Regions from separate parts of the Homo sapiens genome. Here region 2 is linked to region 1. Evidence: read pairs that join two places in POLR2A ChIA-PET (ENCODE). Cell type or tissue: MCF 10A. All regions are shown on one strand. Each heading gives the region's core, and the rest is flanking DNA. Links, peaks and the distances in the headings are about the cores only. Region 1 has its middle 20 kb from the start of CLDN17. Region 2 has its middle 110 kb from the start of GRIK1.

The links. Peaks named below come from ENCODE experiments on the same cell type or tissue, not always from the same donor. Only the 100,000 strongest peaks of a DNase experiment are listed, where the experiment ranks them.
Region 2: POLR2A ChIA-PET joins it to region 1 with 7 read pairs; 2 of 35 experiments call an interaction of 5 or more read pairs at or near these places.

What each region holds. Positions count from the first base shown.
Region 1 is chr21:30,142,425-30,151,149 of GRCh38, forward strand. No RefSeq gene overlaps it. Among named protein-coding and RNA genes, the nearest start is that of CLDN17, 20 kb to the right of the region's middle. In MCF 10A, for the core only: no CTCF peak of the experiment used is centred there; a DNase peak (open chromatin) is centred at 4,377.
Region 2 is chr21:30,040,953-30,049,677 of GRCh38, forward strand. No RefSeq gene overlaps it. Among named protein-coding and RNA genes, the nearest start is that of GRIK1, 110 kb to the left of the region's middle. In MCF 10A, for the core only: a CTCF peak has its summit at 3,709 (motif pointing right); no DNase peak of the experiment used is centred there.

The DNA.
Region 1 (8,725 bases), core at 1,587-6,586:
ACCATCAGTAATTTCAAGGGCCTGGTGGCGTGGATAGTGTAAATCAGTTTGCAATAGGTAGACAACTGAATGGGAAGTTAAGACAAATACAGAACCACCATAAACTTAGGACAATTTTGGCTATAAAGGAAAGGAACATGTAATGAGAAAAGAGTCAAGAGGTTTTTTTTAATGATGAAATTAGAGTTAAGTACATTTATATGGTAACAAAAAAGACAGGGAGAAATTAAAGATCCATAATGCAAGGGAAATAATTGGTGGATGAGGTCTGAACAAAATTTAAAGGAAATAAGACTTGGGGTGTATATAAAGAGATTAGCCATGTATAAGAGAAGTGAATCTTTTTATTTGTGAAAGAATGAAGAGGAAGGAAGTTGATAAGAGTAACAAGAGAAAAACTGAGGGCTAAGAGAAGGAAGTATGACCAGTCTGATAGTCTGAGGATCAAGGGAGAGGCTCAGAAACTGAGTAAGGATAAAACATAAGGGAAGTGAAGGCAGCAAGTGACAGAGCTTTTTCACATGCAAATCCCAGGTTTCTTCTCCACCTACATTCTGACATAATTCTGGCAACGTCAGTGTAATTGTAATTGACCCATCAGCACCCATCCTTGTCAAATCTTGACTTCTTTATCCCCAGTAACTTTTATACCCTCTCCACCTGAGCAGGCCTAAGCTACATCTCATTGGTCTTTGTAAACCCAAACTAGCTCAGTGTGTGACATGAATAACCTCTCAATATACAGACATAAATAATAAAATTTATGAATAAATTAATTAATTTTAGTATCCTATTCTCTGACCTTCGCGTACCTTTAATCAAGCAATGAAAGAATAGGGGTATGTGAAGATCAGAGAATGGGATACGGAAGTTCAGCAATGCAAAATGTAGGTGCTTGCAAGAGTTAACTAGGCGCATGTTAGAGTCAGTTAGAGGGGATGTGTAACTATTGGAGCAAGGGAGGTCAAAGCAAAGGTCAACAGATAGAACTACTGTGTTAGAGGTGCTACCTGTCCAGTGCTGAAGGTTTCTAGCATGATAATAACATGGAAGCAACAGTGAACTAGGTGTCTAAGACTTTGAAAAATAAATAAGAAATCTTGTGAATAGATGGAGGTGATAAAGCATATGATAAACATCATAAGTCTGAGAAACAGGTGGGTTTCCTTGTCTGAAAATTTAAGTTTTGAAAGTAGCCATGGGGCACTGGGAGGAGGCTGACCACAGAGTTTAGGAGAATGACCAGCCACCGCTGAATAGGGTGTCTGAGGCAGTGATTCCAGAGGGAGCCTAGTTCCTGACAAAGCAAGGCGGGGAATGGGGATCATACTAGGAAGAGATTCCAGTATTTGTGTCAGAGGCATCTGAACAAGAGCAACTCCATCTTGAATAGGGGCTGGGTAAAATGAGGCTGAGACCTACTGGGCTGCATTCCCAGATGGTTAAGCATTCTAAGTCACAGGATGAGATAGGAGGTTGGCACAAGATACAGGTCATGAAGACCTTGCTGATAAAATAGGTTGCAGTAAAGAAGTCAGCCAACAGGCACGGTGGCTCACACCTGTAATCCCAGCACTTTGGGAGGCCAAGGCGAGCAAATCATGAAGTCAAGAGATTGAGACCATCCTGGCCAACATGATGAAACCCCATCTCTACTAAAAATACAAAAATCAGCTGGGAGTGGTGGCGTGCACCTGTAGTCCCAGCTACTCGGGAGGCTGAGGCAGGAGAATCACTTGAACCTGGGAGGCGGAGGTCGCAATGAGCCAAGATTGTGCCACTGCACTGCAGCCTGGGTGACAGAGTGAGACTCAGTCTCAAAAAAAAAAAAAAGGAAGCCAGCCAAACCCCACCAAAACCAAGATGGCAACAAGAGTCACCTCTGGTCGTCCTGACTGCTACACTCCCACTAGTATCATCACAGCTTACAAATGCCATGGAAACGTCAGGAAGTTACACTGTATAGTTTAAAAAGGGGAGGCATGAATAATCTGCCCCCACCCCTTGTTGAGCATATAATCAAGAAATAACCATAAAAATGGGCAACCAGCAGCGCTCAGGACTGTTCTGTCTGTGTGGTAGCCATTCTTTTATTCTTCTACTTTCTTAATGAACTTGCTTTCACTTTACTCTGTGGAATCGCCTCAAATTCTTTCTTGCATGAGATCTCTCTTGGGGTCTGGATCAGGAACTCTTTCTGGTAACATTTGAATTCCAGCAAACATAGTGAAGTCTGTTGAAAGAACAATCCACAATGGGAAGCATCACAGGTCTACATGGAGATGAAGGTATCAGATAAATAATAATAATGACTGGAGGAACTTCCCTTTCAGGTGGTGACTAAAGATGGTGGGGTGAGAGGTATGGCAAGGTTAGCTGGCCTGGAAGTTCTGAATGTTCCTCTTGTAAATCAAAACTAAAATTCTAAGGACCCTCCAACCATCTGAATGGACTTCCTCCTCAGCCAGGGCTCTTTTAAAATTTGACCTGAGAGTCTGTTTCAGGCCATGTTGGGAAATGGGGTTCTCATTGTACCTCTCTGGCATTAACATGAACACAGACTTTAAGTCTGATAAGAAACATTTTATAACCTATTCTCTCTGAAGCCTACTACTACCTGAAGGCTTCCTCTGCAAATAAGAACTTGGGTCCCCACAATCCTTTATCTTAATGTAGGCATTCCTTTCTGCTGATCCCAGGTCTTTAGACAAACTCAAACAATTGTCAGCCAGAAAATGTTTAAATGTACCTATAGCCTGGAAGCCCTCCAATTTGAGTTGTCCTGTTTTTCTAGACCAAACTCATGTATTTCTCAAATGTATTTAATTGATGTTTCATGCCTCCCTAAAATGTGTAAAACCAAGCTGCACCCCGACCACCCTGGGCACATGTTCTCAGGACCTCCTGAGGGCTGTGTCATGGGCCATGGTCACTCATATGTGGCTCAGAATAAATCTCTTCAAATATTTTACAGAGTTTCACTCTTTTTGTCGACACTCTGATATATTAATAGAATTGTTTTTGCTGCTCCAGGCAGATTCCACAGCGAGCTTCAGCAGTAGCTGGATCTGGATGGTTCTAGTGACTGGCATTTAGTCACCAACTAAGGCTGTGACTTAGATTCAAAGTAGAATCCCATCAGGAAGTTATGTTACTTCTTGAAAATTCCTTCTTTGAGTTTTTTGAAGAGGAAGTAAAAAGCCAACACAGCATAAACACAGATTTCATCAAATACTGTTAAATTATATGAATGAATCCTCTTACACACTATTTTTACAGAGCAGGTTCCAGAATTTGAAAACATTTTTCTACTTAGAGCAACGCTTGTGCCAGCTACTTGCTAATACCTTTCTAAATTAATTTGTATTTTTGGTTAAGGTTTATACCAGTTAGTTGGACATATGAGATGTTTCAATAGTATAATTACCATAAATGACTTTTTCTTTTTTTTTTTTTTTTTTTTTTTGAGACAGAGTCTTGCTCTGTCACCCAGGCTGGAGTGCAGTGGTTTGATCTCAGCTCACTGCAAGCTCCGCCTCCCAGATTCATGCCATTCTCCTGCCTCAGCCTCCCGAGTAACTGGGACTACAGGCACCCTCCACCACGCCCAGCTAATTTTTTGTATTTTTAGTAGAGACGGGGTTTTACCGTGTTAGCCAGGATGCTCTCGATCTCCTGACCTCGTGATCCCCCCGTCTCGGCCTCCCAAAGTGCTGGGATTACAGGCTTGAGCCACAGCGCCCGGCCAAATGACTTTGTTAAAATTTTTCAGTAAGTAAACATCATTTTAATTTTTAACAATTAATATTGTAAATATTTAATATTTAAAAATTTCTTTTATTGAAAAATACCAAAAAGTGGGTTTATGATTAAAAAATATAACTCTAATTAATCAATGATGTTTGGCATTATTTTTAATCTTGTAAATTCAAGTAATTCTGAAAATCAAAAATAATTAGGTAAAATGTTAGGAAGGTAATAAAAATATATGAAAAGTAGTTAATTCAAGTGGAAAACTTTCATTATGTTTAAAATGATCACTTCCAGTGTTTTAAGCAGAAGTTAGGTTTTTGGTTTATATTATGAATGTACGACTTTATGAACATATGTAACATATCTGTAGATAGTTTGAAGCAGTCTCACACTCAATCCCAACAAATTAAAACAGATGACATAGTCTCCTTAATATGCTCGGTAGTGCACATAAGAGAAAACCTTTGGCAAAAGGTAGTTGGAGTCACCCAAAGATATTCTGAAACACCTGGGTGGGACAGCTGCTTCCCTCTGGCTTTGGGCCTTCCACAAAAAGTCAATTATCTATTAAGTCATCTGCGTTCATTTCCCAGGTTAATCAGGAAACCATGATCGCCCGAGGGATGGCTTGCATCATGCACACCAGGAAGTTTGAACTGTAGCCAACCATGCAATTAAGATGTTCCAGTATAGCTATTATTCTTGGTTGAGGCAAATTCCACTGGCACAGGTATTTACTAGGAGGAATATACCAAATTAAAAGTTAAAGAAAGAGGAAAGAAACACGAAACGTGGCTGGCGGTTAAAGACAGGTTTTCCTTAATTAAAACCTGAGAGGCACTCCTGGCCGATTTCAGTCAGGAGCGCTTTCTCTGACAGACTAAGAGCATATATTGGTTTAAGGGCGAGGAGCCTTATCAGAAGTTTGGAATGTTCCTGTTTGAGGGAGAAGTTTTCTGGCGGGGTTGGAATGTCTCTGGGAGGAGGCGAGCTTACCTTGGGGCAGCCATCTTTCCGCCAGAGCAAAGTTATCTTGAGACTGGCATCTTCCTTGCCCGATGCGGGTTATCTTGGGGCTCCATGCCTCTGATCCGGAAGGAGTTTGGAATCTTTCTGGTTGGAGATGTTATTTGTGGTTTATGGTCGTGCTGATCTTAGCCATTGGGCTGATGCCCTTTGGATTCAGACGTTTTTTATTAAGGTGAACTTTAGAATGAGGGGCTTGTCCAAGATGGCGATGCTCCTGCTCTGTCACCAAATAGTTCAGATTTTTACTCACAGTTAACGTTTCTATAGTTCATGTTTTAATTTATGGTGTTTTCATCAAATGGTTTATGTTTTAGTTCATGATTTTTCTCAGTGTTGTGAACTCAGAAAATGAGGTGAAGATAAAGGAAAGTTCCTGTTTGTTCTTCACAACTATTATTTTTATGAAATTTGAGCGCTAAGGGAAACAATTTATCTTTGTGTTTATTACAGTTGTTCCATATTTATCTAGTCTAATTCCCGTCATATTTAGGCTATAAAAAAGATTTGCTTACATTGTCACTTCAGTAACTCAATAATGTTTTACTGAGGAAATCTCCAATTTCCACCCTGAAAAACTGCGTGAAAAATAATGAAATCACAAGAAAGTTAAAAAACACCTAAAAATAGACTGTGGCAATGAAGAGTATCTCTAATGCAAAACTTCATCTGCCTGAATTAAGGAGTTCTTCCCCGAGGGTGCAGCCCCAGAAGGGGCTCCTGGCCAAGGCTCACAGAGGCATTCGTTGGAGCCCCTTCACAGATTTTCTGTGGTAGTGAGTGTGATTGGAATTGTTTATCAATTGAAACGCTATTAAGATTAGGGTTGTGCTCCTTAATAACCAAACCTTTCAATCATATTGATTTTGTTATGCTGTTTTAAAACTACACAGGTAACTAAAATTAAAAGAATTATACCTCTCAAAGCAAGTGAAATTTTAAAATGTGTTATATATTTATGAAGAGAAAATAAATATGCAGGTTTTTTTCAGTTGTAGATAGCGCCAATGCATTTGGCTATAACTTTCATAACTACATACAATGAAATAGTAAGTGGAAAAAATCATGAAGGAGAAAAGGATAAGAGATTACGGTGGACCGAAATTGCTTTTGACTGCCATGTGTGCTTTATAACTTTTGATTATTTGCTTCCTGTGTGTCAACTCTTGGAAGTATACATGGATCAAGGCAAGTCACCAAAATTTTTTCCCATTTCCTTGGGTATAGTCACTGGTTCAAAGATAGGCAACTTAATCAAAACAGGCCAATGCATTCCAATATTTTGAACTTCAGGTGATGTGGACCTTCCCTCTGGAACTATAGTGTTAGCTAGATAAAAATTTGGGACCATATTGAAAAGACTTGTGTGCAACTAGAAGCAAGCAGAGATGTGCCAAAATGAGAGTAGCACGAAGTGTCCAGAAGCCTGGAGGACCAGCTGAATCTTTGAGGCCCTGGTTCATGGTAGCTCTTCCTTGAGTTCTATCAGCTTTTCCAAAGCTTTCCCAGCTATGGAAGCCAAGGAAGTAGAGCTAGAACACAAAAAACAGATGTGGCAGATTTCTTACACATATTCATATATTTGAGTAATATCATCAATGAAATAATGGAAGAGTGTTATCTAAAACAAAAATTCTCCTGAGGTGTCCATTGCTAGCCCACTTAATTAAATTAAAATATTGATCATTGATTCAATACAATCACAGAATCGTAAGGCTGGTGGGACATTCCTTTGACAACTGAAATATTATTGCAGGCCCTCATGGAAGATGTCCAGTAAGAGTCAGTGAGCATCTGCTTACTCTGTTTTAGTGGCATGGAACTCACAATTTCACAAGGCAGAATATTTTAGTGTTTTCAGATACATCATACATTTTTTTCTTATATTGAGCTGAAACATGCAGCTTTGTAATTTGATGCTAACACTATTCCTGGAGTAAAAAGAATGAGGAGTCTCTTTCTTCTGGCAGACAAAAACTTTGAAATATTTGGAAGTATTCTCATATTTTCTTCACATAATCACTTGTCCAGGATAAACATTTCCAATTGTTCTAAAGATTTCTTAAATACACAGACTCCAGAACTGGATTTAAGGTATCTCCTTTGGGTAAAATCTGCCACAGACAATTGAATTATTCATTTCCAATTCCTAGCTCCAGCGATGCTGAAAAACTTGCACATTTGAGTATATAAAAACTTGATTAAGTGAATGGAAAAAATATCATTTTTTTTTTTTAGACAGAACCTCGCTTTGTTGCCCAGACCGGAGTGCAGTGACGTGATCATGGCTTACTGCAGCCTCAAACTCCCAGGCTCAAGGGATCCTCCCAGGCTCAAGGATCCCTCCTGTGAGTCTCTGGGACCACAGGTGTGCACCACTGTGCCTGGATAATTTTAAAATTTTTTTGGTGTAGAGACAGGAACTTACTATGTTGCCCAAGCTGGTCTTGAACTCCTGGGCTCAAGTGATCCTCCCACCTTGGCCTCCCAACGTGTTGAGATTACAGGCATGAGCCACTGCACCCAACTAATAGTTACGTTTTCTGACTATATAATTAATATAGACTCATTGGAGAAAGTTTGGAAAATCAAAAGAAGCATCTAAAAAGGACTTGAAATGGACAGTGCTAGTCAAATAAATATGATTTAGCCACCTTACAACTTATAAAACCTTTATAACCTTAACATTATCAAAGGAAATGCTCGAACGTTATAGCTCAGCCTGCTGCTCTAATGAGGAATTATAGCTCAGCACAATCCTCCACTATCTCCAAAATCTCTTTATCACAGCTACAGACATATGACCAACAGTTCTACCATAAGCTTCACCATCAATTCTTTATTTCTTATTTTTCTTTTTATCATTTAATTGCTACTTTACTTACTTCTTTTGTCCTTTATAAATATTGTACTGTGTATACAAGTCTAGATTACTTTTATGGATACTGAGTTTCAGATATGCAATATACCAACTAAATCAGACTGGATACTTGTGTTAGTTATCTGCAGCAAATTTCCCCAAAACTTAGCTAGCTTAAAGCAAAGAACATTTATTTCTCATTCAATTTCTGTGGCTCAGGAATCTGGGAGCAGCTTGGCTGAGTGGTTCTGGTTCAGGTCTCTCTGGAGGTGCAGCCATGCTGTGTCAGGTAGGACTGCAGTCTTATTGCAAGCCTCCACTGTTGCTAGAGAAAGCCTTTCCAAGCTCCCTCATGTGGCTATTGTCAGATCTCAGTTCCTCAATGGCTATGGGCCCAGGGAGGCTTACTTTCTGACCACTTGGGCATCTGCTTACAAAATGGCAATTTGTTTCTCCCAAAATGGCCAAGATGGAAGGCAAGAGCTTTTATAATCTACCTATGAAGTGACATTTCATCACTTCTGTCACTATTGGTCACACAGGCCAAGTCTGGAACCATGTGGAAGAGGACTGCTGAAGAGTGTGAAGACCCAGAGGCAGAGATCACTGGGGGCCATCTTGAATGCTGGCTACTCCAATACTAAACGAAACAATGATGTTCTTTTTTGTATTTTTTTCTGTTTGATTTTTTTTCTTTTTGTAGAGACACAGTCTTGTTATGTTGCCTACGCTGGTCTCAAACTCCTGGCGTCAAGAGATTCTCCCACCTCAGCCTCCCAAAGTGTTGGGATTACAGGCATGAACCACCAAACCCAGCCACAATGATGCTTTTAGCTATGCTAGAAGACCAAAAACTCATTTAAATTTATTGTTCTGTTATGAAAGTTAGATATTAATAAGTATCTCTTCTGTGATTTGAACAATAAAAGGGTCCTCCTCCACACAAAACATAATTTGTTGTCAAAAACATAATTTGAAAACTGACAAATAACATTAGTTAACATTAAAATATTAATTTCAAAAACAAAATACATTAAAATGTCACTATAGTTCACCAAAAAGACATGTGTTTCTACTTATTAAATA
Region 2 (8,725 bases), core at 1,643-6,642, 100 kb before region 1:
GTAAAACATTGCTCTTAACTTCACCATCTATCTCAAAACCTATAAGAACTAATGATAATCCACCACCCTTTACTGACTCTCTTTTCGGACTCAGCCCGCCTGCACCCAGGTGAAATAAACAGCCATGTTGCTCACACAAAGCCTGTTTGGTGGTCTCTTCACACGGACGCACATGAAAGGTGGAGCTTGCAGTGAGCCAAGGAGCACCACTGCACTCCAGCCTGGGCGACAGAGACTCCATCTCACAAAAAAAAAAAAAAAAAAAAAAAAAAAAAGATAAATTCTCATATATATCAACTTTTCTCTTTTGTCACTTGTGGTTTTGGTGTCATCTTGAAGAGACCATCACCTAACCCAAGGTTACAGAAATTTATGCCTATTTTTTCTTCTAAGGAGTATTATAGTTGTTGGCTTTTATACTTAGCTCTATAATATTTTTGAACTAATTTTTGTAGAAGGTATGAGGTAGGGATTCAACTTCATTCTTGTGTCAACTTCTTTGATGCGTCCACTAGAAATTATTAATTACAGGAGAACTGGATACAGGAGGTGGCAGGGAAGACTCAGTCAGTCCTCAGCTCCACCATCAATGACCCACAATAATACATAAATCGGTGGGAGTGGGCAAGGAGAAGAGATAGCATAACAGGCAGTGATAGCACAACCCCCAACCCCGCAAGCTACCTATAGTTGGGTAACAATTTTTCAATACTTTCTGATAATTTTTGCCTTATGATGAGAGCATTTAACTCATTAATATTTAATGTCAATGCTGATAAGACAGGATTTACATCTTCCATATTGTTAGTTGATTTCCATGTCTTAAGTCATTTTGTGTTGTTCCATTCTTTCCTTATTTCCTTCTTCATATTAAGAAGATATCTTCTGGTATGCTTTTTAAATTCTGTTTTTTAAAAAATTATATTTTTAGTTATTTTCTTAATGATTTCCTGAGAAAGGACAAACATATATTTATACTGTTTTATATGTACTTATATAGTTGCTTTCATCAGTGCTATTTATTTCTTTATGTAGTTTAGATTTACTATCTAATCTCTTTTTATTTCAGACTGAAGGACTCGTTTTCATACTTCTTATTGGGTAGGACTGCTTGCAGCAAATTCTCAGTTTTTGTTTTTCTGGTAATGTCTTATTTTCCATTCATTTTTGAAGGATAGCTTTGCTGGCTATGATTGACAGGATTTTGGGGTCTGCCCTTTCAATATGTCATCCCACTGTCTTTTGGCCTCCATCATTTGTGGGAAGAAATCAGTGGAAGAAGTTAAGGAATCTTATTGAGGATTCCTTGTATGTGATGAATCAGTTTTGCCTTGTTTCTTTCAAGATTGTCTCTTTGTCTTTCATCAGTTTGACTATGATGTGTCTAGGTATGGATTTGAATTCATCCAATTTGAATTCATTGAATGGATAGATTAATATTTTTCATCAAAGTTGGGATGTTTTTGGTCATTATTTCTTTAAATATTCTTTGTGTCCCTTGTTTGCTCTCTGTTTCCCTTCTGAAATTTCTATTTCTATTATGCATATTTTGGTAAAATTGATGGGGTTTCACAGCTCTCAAAAGGTCTTTTCATTTTTCTTCATTCTTTTTTTTCTGTACCTCCCACCAGACAATTTCAACTGACATATGTTCACTTTTGTTGATTCTTTGCTGGCTCACATATGTTGTTGAGACCCTTCAATGAATTTTCCATTTCCTTTATTGTACTTTTCAACTCAAGAATTTCTATTCAGTTCTTTTTTATATTTTGCCTTTTTATTGATATTCTCTTTTTCGTGAGACATTATGCTCATACATTCCTTTAATTCTTTAGGTGCAGTTTTTGGAACATGTACTATCTGATTTAAAGATTTTATTTATCAATTTCAGAAGCTGGACTTCTTCAAGTTAGTTTCTATTATCTGTTTTTTAAAACTCATTTATGGACTATAGTTTCCTGGGGTTTTTTCGCCAGTCACATACAAGTTTTTATCATGTTAAAAGCTGAACATTTTTAATATTATAAAATGATAACACTAGAAATCGAATTTTTCTCCCTACCCAAGGTTGTCTGTTGTTGCTGCTTGTTTGTTTAGTCATTTTCCAGGACTAATTCTATAAAGTCTGTATTCCTTGTCATGTGCAGCCCCTGAGGTCTCTGCTCAGCATAGAGGTCAGATAATTTTATTAGATAGAATTTTTCCAAATGCCTTGAACCAATCTGTTTACTACCCATTGCTGAGGCACCAATATGCTGACAGTGTGTTTGAACACATTTTCATCTTTATCAGTTTTCAATTTTATCTTGATTTTTACTTTCTACTTGTTCAGAGCCTCAAGATCAGCCAGAGGTGGGAGATTAATGCACATGATTTCCTGGGCACCTGTGCATGGGCTTTGAGATTTCCAGGAATACAGAGAATCTTTGTCCAGCCTCTTTGCCCAGTTGGCATCACTGCATTAGGCAGCTGCAATGTTAAGCAATTGCTGATGGATTTTTTTTTTAAACAAATTCCCTCAGATAAAACTTTTCTCACTGAACAAGCTCAGGTCAAGTATAGACCAACTCCATGAATGCAACCTTTGCAAAAAGCGTGAAAATAGTGTTGATTTTCTGGAGATAGGGCTTTTGGGAGCTTCAAGCTCATTCTAACTCGCACTCACCCTGTTACTGTTATTTTTCCTAGCTACCATGATTGTGAGGATTCTGGTTTTTAGGGCTTTCATGGAATTAGGAAAAGAGGAATAGAGCAAGTGCAAACCTCACAGAGCTCATTGTTATTTATAACATTAAGCTGTTTTTCTTGAATAAAGCTGCTCATAGTGTTGCAAACATTTGGATAATTTCCACAGCTCCCAAATACTTGATTTTGATAAAGTTTTATAGTGACCTTTTTGCTTTTATGCAGTGGATTTTTGGAGTTCCTTGTATGTCTACCAACTCTTTAGTTCCTTGTATTTATCGCTTTTCATTGACCATATTCAGCTCACTTAATCGAATAAGCATAGCTGCTTCATTAATTAGGGTTCAGTGGTTCTTGGAATCTATACATATTTCCACTGTGATGCCATAATAGCTTTAGTTTCTTATTTTTTACGTTATTCATTGAGCTCATACCAACTATCCTTACCTTTCCTAGTAATATCCAAAAATGGCATGGTCTTCTTGGGAACAAGACAAACTCCCAGTTGTCTTAAATTCACCTTTATTTTGACTTCTCTATTAGCAGTTACATTTTGTTATGTAAGCTGCATTTCATATATATGCTTGACAATTCACACTGCAGGGAGAGCTTCATTATTTTTCCATTTCCATAGAAATGGCCATCACCACTAATTTACAAAGGAAAATACTCTCCAGCCTTATTTATTATTGACAGTGGTTAATCAGGAGTAAACTAATTTTTGAACCAGTAGCCAAAGGCTTATGTGACATCATAATCTTGAAGTAAAGTGCAAATAATGTAGTTTATAGTGTTTATTATAAACCAGTATGCTTTTTTGCCCCTTTTCCTTAAATTGACCATTATAGAAGTTGCAAACCTTCTTGCTATTTTTCAGTAGTTGCCTAAAATAAACATCCCCCATCCTTCTTGTTTTCCCTCTCTCTTTTGTCTCAGCATTCTTTGTTTACTTTCCCAATAATATTTTAACCTAAGAGTACTAAGTCACTAATTTCAATAGCTGCAGTGCTGCTTTATTCCACAAGAGGGCACTCAAATGGCTTTCTTTCTGTGATATTCTAATTTCCCACTTTTTTCATATTGTTTGTTTTCCACAGTGGACTTTGAGGACAGATCTATCCCAGAGTCCTCCACTAAAACCAAGAAGATACATATATACTTATAAATGTAGTTAATTTCTTGGAAACATTGAAGATTTATATGTTCTAGAAATCAGAAGGTGAAAAGGAAGAGATTGAGATAGACCAGTGTTTTATCCATGACAATTCCACCTGCTTTCTCAGGGAAGGCTTTGGACTGCTAGCAGACATGACTCCTGAAAAGAAGGCGAAGCACCTGGAATATCTCATATGCCTATTCGATCATTTCCAAACTAAATGAAGCAAGTAAAACTTTTAAAAAAACAAAGCTTAGGCCGGGAGTGGTGGCTCATACCTAATCCAGCATTTTGAGAGGCCAAGGCATGAGGATCACTTGAGACCAGGAGCTCGAGACCAGACTGGGCAACATGGTGAGATCCCCTCTCTATTAAAAATCATCATCATCATCATCATCATTAAACTAGAAAAAAATAAAACTGAAAAAAAAATTCAAATAGGTGAATGCTTGAGATGACTGTACAGAGATGATAAATAACAATACCTGAGTTTTGTCAGAATAACAGGTAGATAACATATTAAGAAAAGATTTGATTTGCTGGAATTAAGATGGCAGAAAAAAATGGACACATTGTTTTTATTATGTAAAATATTACAGTATACAGCTACTACTAGAAAGTAGATGAGCAAACCTTAATCCAACTAGAGATGATTAAAATAGTTTTGTTTTTCTATAAATGTAGCCTGATGTGAGGGGGTAAGAAATGGAGTAGGGAAGTGAGTATTGAAAGGATGAGACATGTACTCTTCAGTCATCTTAGAAACTCTATGTATTTTTCTGACTTTATGAGAATTTTCCTGGCCTGCCTGGTAAGAGAACAAACATTATAAATGTCAAATCAGGCAATATTCTAATTTGAAGATAACCAGGATTGATTATAGAAGAAGAATGCCTATTTTTTTTTTTTAGCGAATATTGCAGAGTAGAAGTAAACTCTGGCACAGAATTGCCTTCGTAGCTTTTATATTACACCCAAAGAATTTTGGTGGAAGCCACTATCCCTTAATTTTGAATGGATTCTGATAATACCAGAATCTATGACTATTTGATAACTCTCTAACTACTAGGAGCAAAGAGCTATATCATCATCTTGCAAGATTATCCTGCAAAGCAAATGTAATATTAAAATTTTGCTTATTAGATGTAATTTTGGGTGTCTTTTCCTTTCATTTTATGCCTTTATCTTGGTCCATAACGATTGGATGGTAGCTTTCTAAAACAGCTATTTTAATCACTATCATTGATGCTTCTTGAGCAACCAGCTAGTATGTTAATAAAGAAGATCATTTTCCTAAATAGAGCCAATGAGTGAAAGGTGAAAATTATCTATGGCTGAGTGAGTTAGAAATCACTATCATTTGATAGATTGCCTTTGGACATTTTGTTTTTGTAAGTCTTTTTGAAAAATGTAATATCACTTTGGGGCAATGGAATTGATAGTTTTAATAAAACTATTAAAGACTACTTATGTCTTTATATACATTTCTAAACGGAAAAATAAGAAACATTTAACTGCTTTGTGAATAATATTGACTTATAGTTTTTTGAATATGTAGGAAAAAAGTGAAGAAAGAGTACATATTTGTTTTACCACATATTTTTTTTACTGAGCATCCGAAAGACCTGTTCCACATCTGTTATTTTTCAGTCATCTGTGCTTCCCATTTGAGTTTTCCTAGCAGCATCTGGAGGGGTAGGGAGAATCAAAGTGGTCTCCTTGGTAGCTGATCATCCTGCTATTGCAGGTTGGCAAATTCTCTGCATCAAGCCAAAACACAAAAACCAATTATGAAGTCTGCAGATATTTTATGTCCAGCTGTTTGAAACACATATGGCATTTATTCTATTCAGGGTACTGCTTAATTCATAGTGTGACACGTGGTTTGTTTGACAAATATCTAGACCTAGACCATATTTTCAAGTCTCTACATCTTTGGAGGCATTTTTAAAATACATTCACCATTTCTGAAATTAATTAACAAAAGAGCAAAATAGCCCCAAAGACATCTATGTCTGTGTGTATGGGTATGTATGTGTATGTGTATGTGTATGTGTATGTGTATGTGTGTGTCTGAAGTAATTAGAATTTAGTAAAAACATTATTCCACCATTACTTTGTGTTTCTTTTTAATGCCTTATATCCTTCCCTCAAAAAAATTTATGAATGCCACTCAAGAGTAAGTGGAGTTTTAATATTATCTCATTGCCTGCAAGGTCCAGTATAACTTAAGAGAGAGGAAATTAATCTTTGAGGTTAAGTTTACTTACCATTTGATGTCAGTGTTGTGCTATAAGAACAAAATTAATAGGGGTAGGAGGGTGTTGCTGAGGGCTATGGGAATAAGCTACTAGGGAACAAGGTTAATTTTAATGTGAAAGGTCATCAGCTTTGGATAACTCATCAAAATCTAAAAACACAGGTTTTCTAGTACGGCAGTTCTTTTATACGAAGTCAACCATCATATCCAACTACCTCTCATTTAAATTCAGAACTTGACACTTGTCAAACACAAGATGATCTTTCTTTTTTCTTTTTACTTTTCAAATGAAAGAAGCTGTGTTAAGGTGCTTGCTAATCTTAGAGATCTAAAGTGCCTCCCATCATTTTAAATGAAAACATATGCATACTCAATTTCCAGATGAAGAAAATCAATTTAGCCATGCATAATGAACGAAACCCTGTCCCTCCATTTAATTTCTCAGTTGTTTGTGTTTACAGGCAGCCTTTCTTTTCAAGGGCAAATTTAATAAGGACAGTTTAGGAGGTTATAGGAAAGTGGTGTGTGAAATGAAACATGTGAAGTGATTTCAATCTAGATCTATACTTACCTGGGTCTGGGATTACCAGAGGTACCAAAGGGCGCCCCTCTTACAAAACACACATAGGCATTTGGTTTCCAGTGCTCTAGCCATAACTTTTTATTAAGAATGCATACCACGTATTTGCTTATTACATGGTTAAGTAGCCACCTTATTCTTCAATTACACAAAATTCACCACTGAAAAGAAACTGTTTGAAAGAATGTGTTTGAAAGAATGAATATCTTTAGACTGGATACCTGCACTAGCTTGGATATTGAAGTGTATGTAAACTTTCAGTTGAATCAAGATAGAGGCATATGTCAGAGCTGAAAGAACTTTGTTGTTTATTATAGTTGGTTTAGATCTCTTATATGCATTTACATGAGAACTCCAGAGTGTCTTAGGAAAGTATAGAAATTAGACCGTAGATGCAGGAAAATCCCTCACTCAATTAAGGACTCAAATATAATCAATACTAATGTACTAGCGATAAATACAAAGTGTAGGAAAACACTCTTTCCATAGCATTTCATTCTCCACTTGCTGCAAATCAAATTACAGACATATGCATCTAATACTAAACTACTTTTGTAAAGTGCTTTCCTCTTTGACACACTATCTAGAGTTTCTTAAAGTGACAGTTTAACTGTTTTGAAATATATATATTTTTGCTGCCACTTTCAACTCACTAAGCTATCAAAACGCATCTTTCTCACCCATGTTTGCTATGACACACTGGAATATTAACTCCAAGAGGAATATCAATAAATTCCTCCTCCAGAATAGCAAGTATTAAAAGGCTCAACTGTGGAGGAGTGAAAAATCCGTACAGGCAAGTCCATAACAGTAAGATCTTATACTTGAAGAGTCAGAGGCAATTGAAACCAGAGTGACTCCATCTTGAATAGCAGCTGGGTAAAATAAGGCTAAGACCTACTGGGTTGCATTCCCAGGAGGTTAGTATTCTAAGTCACAAAATAAAATAGGAGGCTGGCACAAGATTCAGGTCATAAGGACCTTGATGATAAAACAGGATGCAGCAAAGAAGCTGGCCAAAACCCACCAAAACCAAGATGGCAATGAAAGTGACCTCTAGTCATCCTCACTGCTCATTATATGCTAATCATAATACATTAGCATGCTAAAAAACACCCTCCCCAGTGCCATGACAATTTGCAAATGCCACGGCAACATTGGAAAGTTACCCTATATGGTCTAAAAAGGGGAGGAACCTTCATTTGTTGGAATTGCCACTCCTTTCCTGGAATACTCAGGAATAATCCACCCCTTCTTTAGTATATAATCAAGAAATAACTGTAAAAATAGCCAACCAGCCACCCTAGGGGCTGCTCTGCCTATGGAGTAGCCATTTTTTAAATTTCTTTACTTTCTTAATAAACCTGCTTTCACTTCACTCTGTGGACTTGCCCCAAATTCTCCCTTGTGTGAGATGCAAGAACCCCATCTTAGAGTCTGGATCAGCACCCCCTTTCTGGTAACAGAAAGAAGAACCTATACTGTAAAGCCTAAAAATAAATAAATAGTATTTAAAATAAAAACCTATAGAATCAAGATTCGTTGTCAGGATTTGGCAACTTTTCTGAGGTTTTTAGATCCAAGATAAATTGCATAGGGTGAGGATTGTGGAGGGAAAAGTCAGAGAACAAAATCGAAAGTACTACTCTCAGACGTTAACATGCACACAAATCCCTGAGGATCTTGTTATAATGCAGGTTCTGATTGAGTTGGTCAAGGGTGGGATGGCCTGAGATTCTCTCTTTTTTTTTTTTTTTTTTTTTTTGAGATGGAGTCTTGCTCTGTTGCCCAGGCTGGAGTGCAGTGATGTGATCTTGGCTCACTGTAACCTCCGCCTCCCACGTTCAAGTGATTCTCCTGCCTCAGCCTCCCTAGTAGCTGGGACTACAGGTGCGCACCACCATGCCCAGCTAATTTTTGTATTTTTAGTAGAGACGGGGTTTCACCATGTTGGCCAGGCTAGCCTCAAACTCCTGACCTTGTGATCTGCCCGCCTTGGCCCCCGAAAGTGCTGGGATTACAGTAGTGAGCCACCATGCCCCGC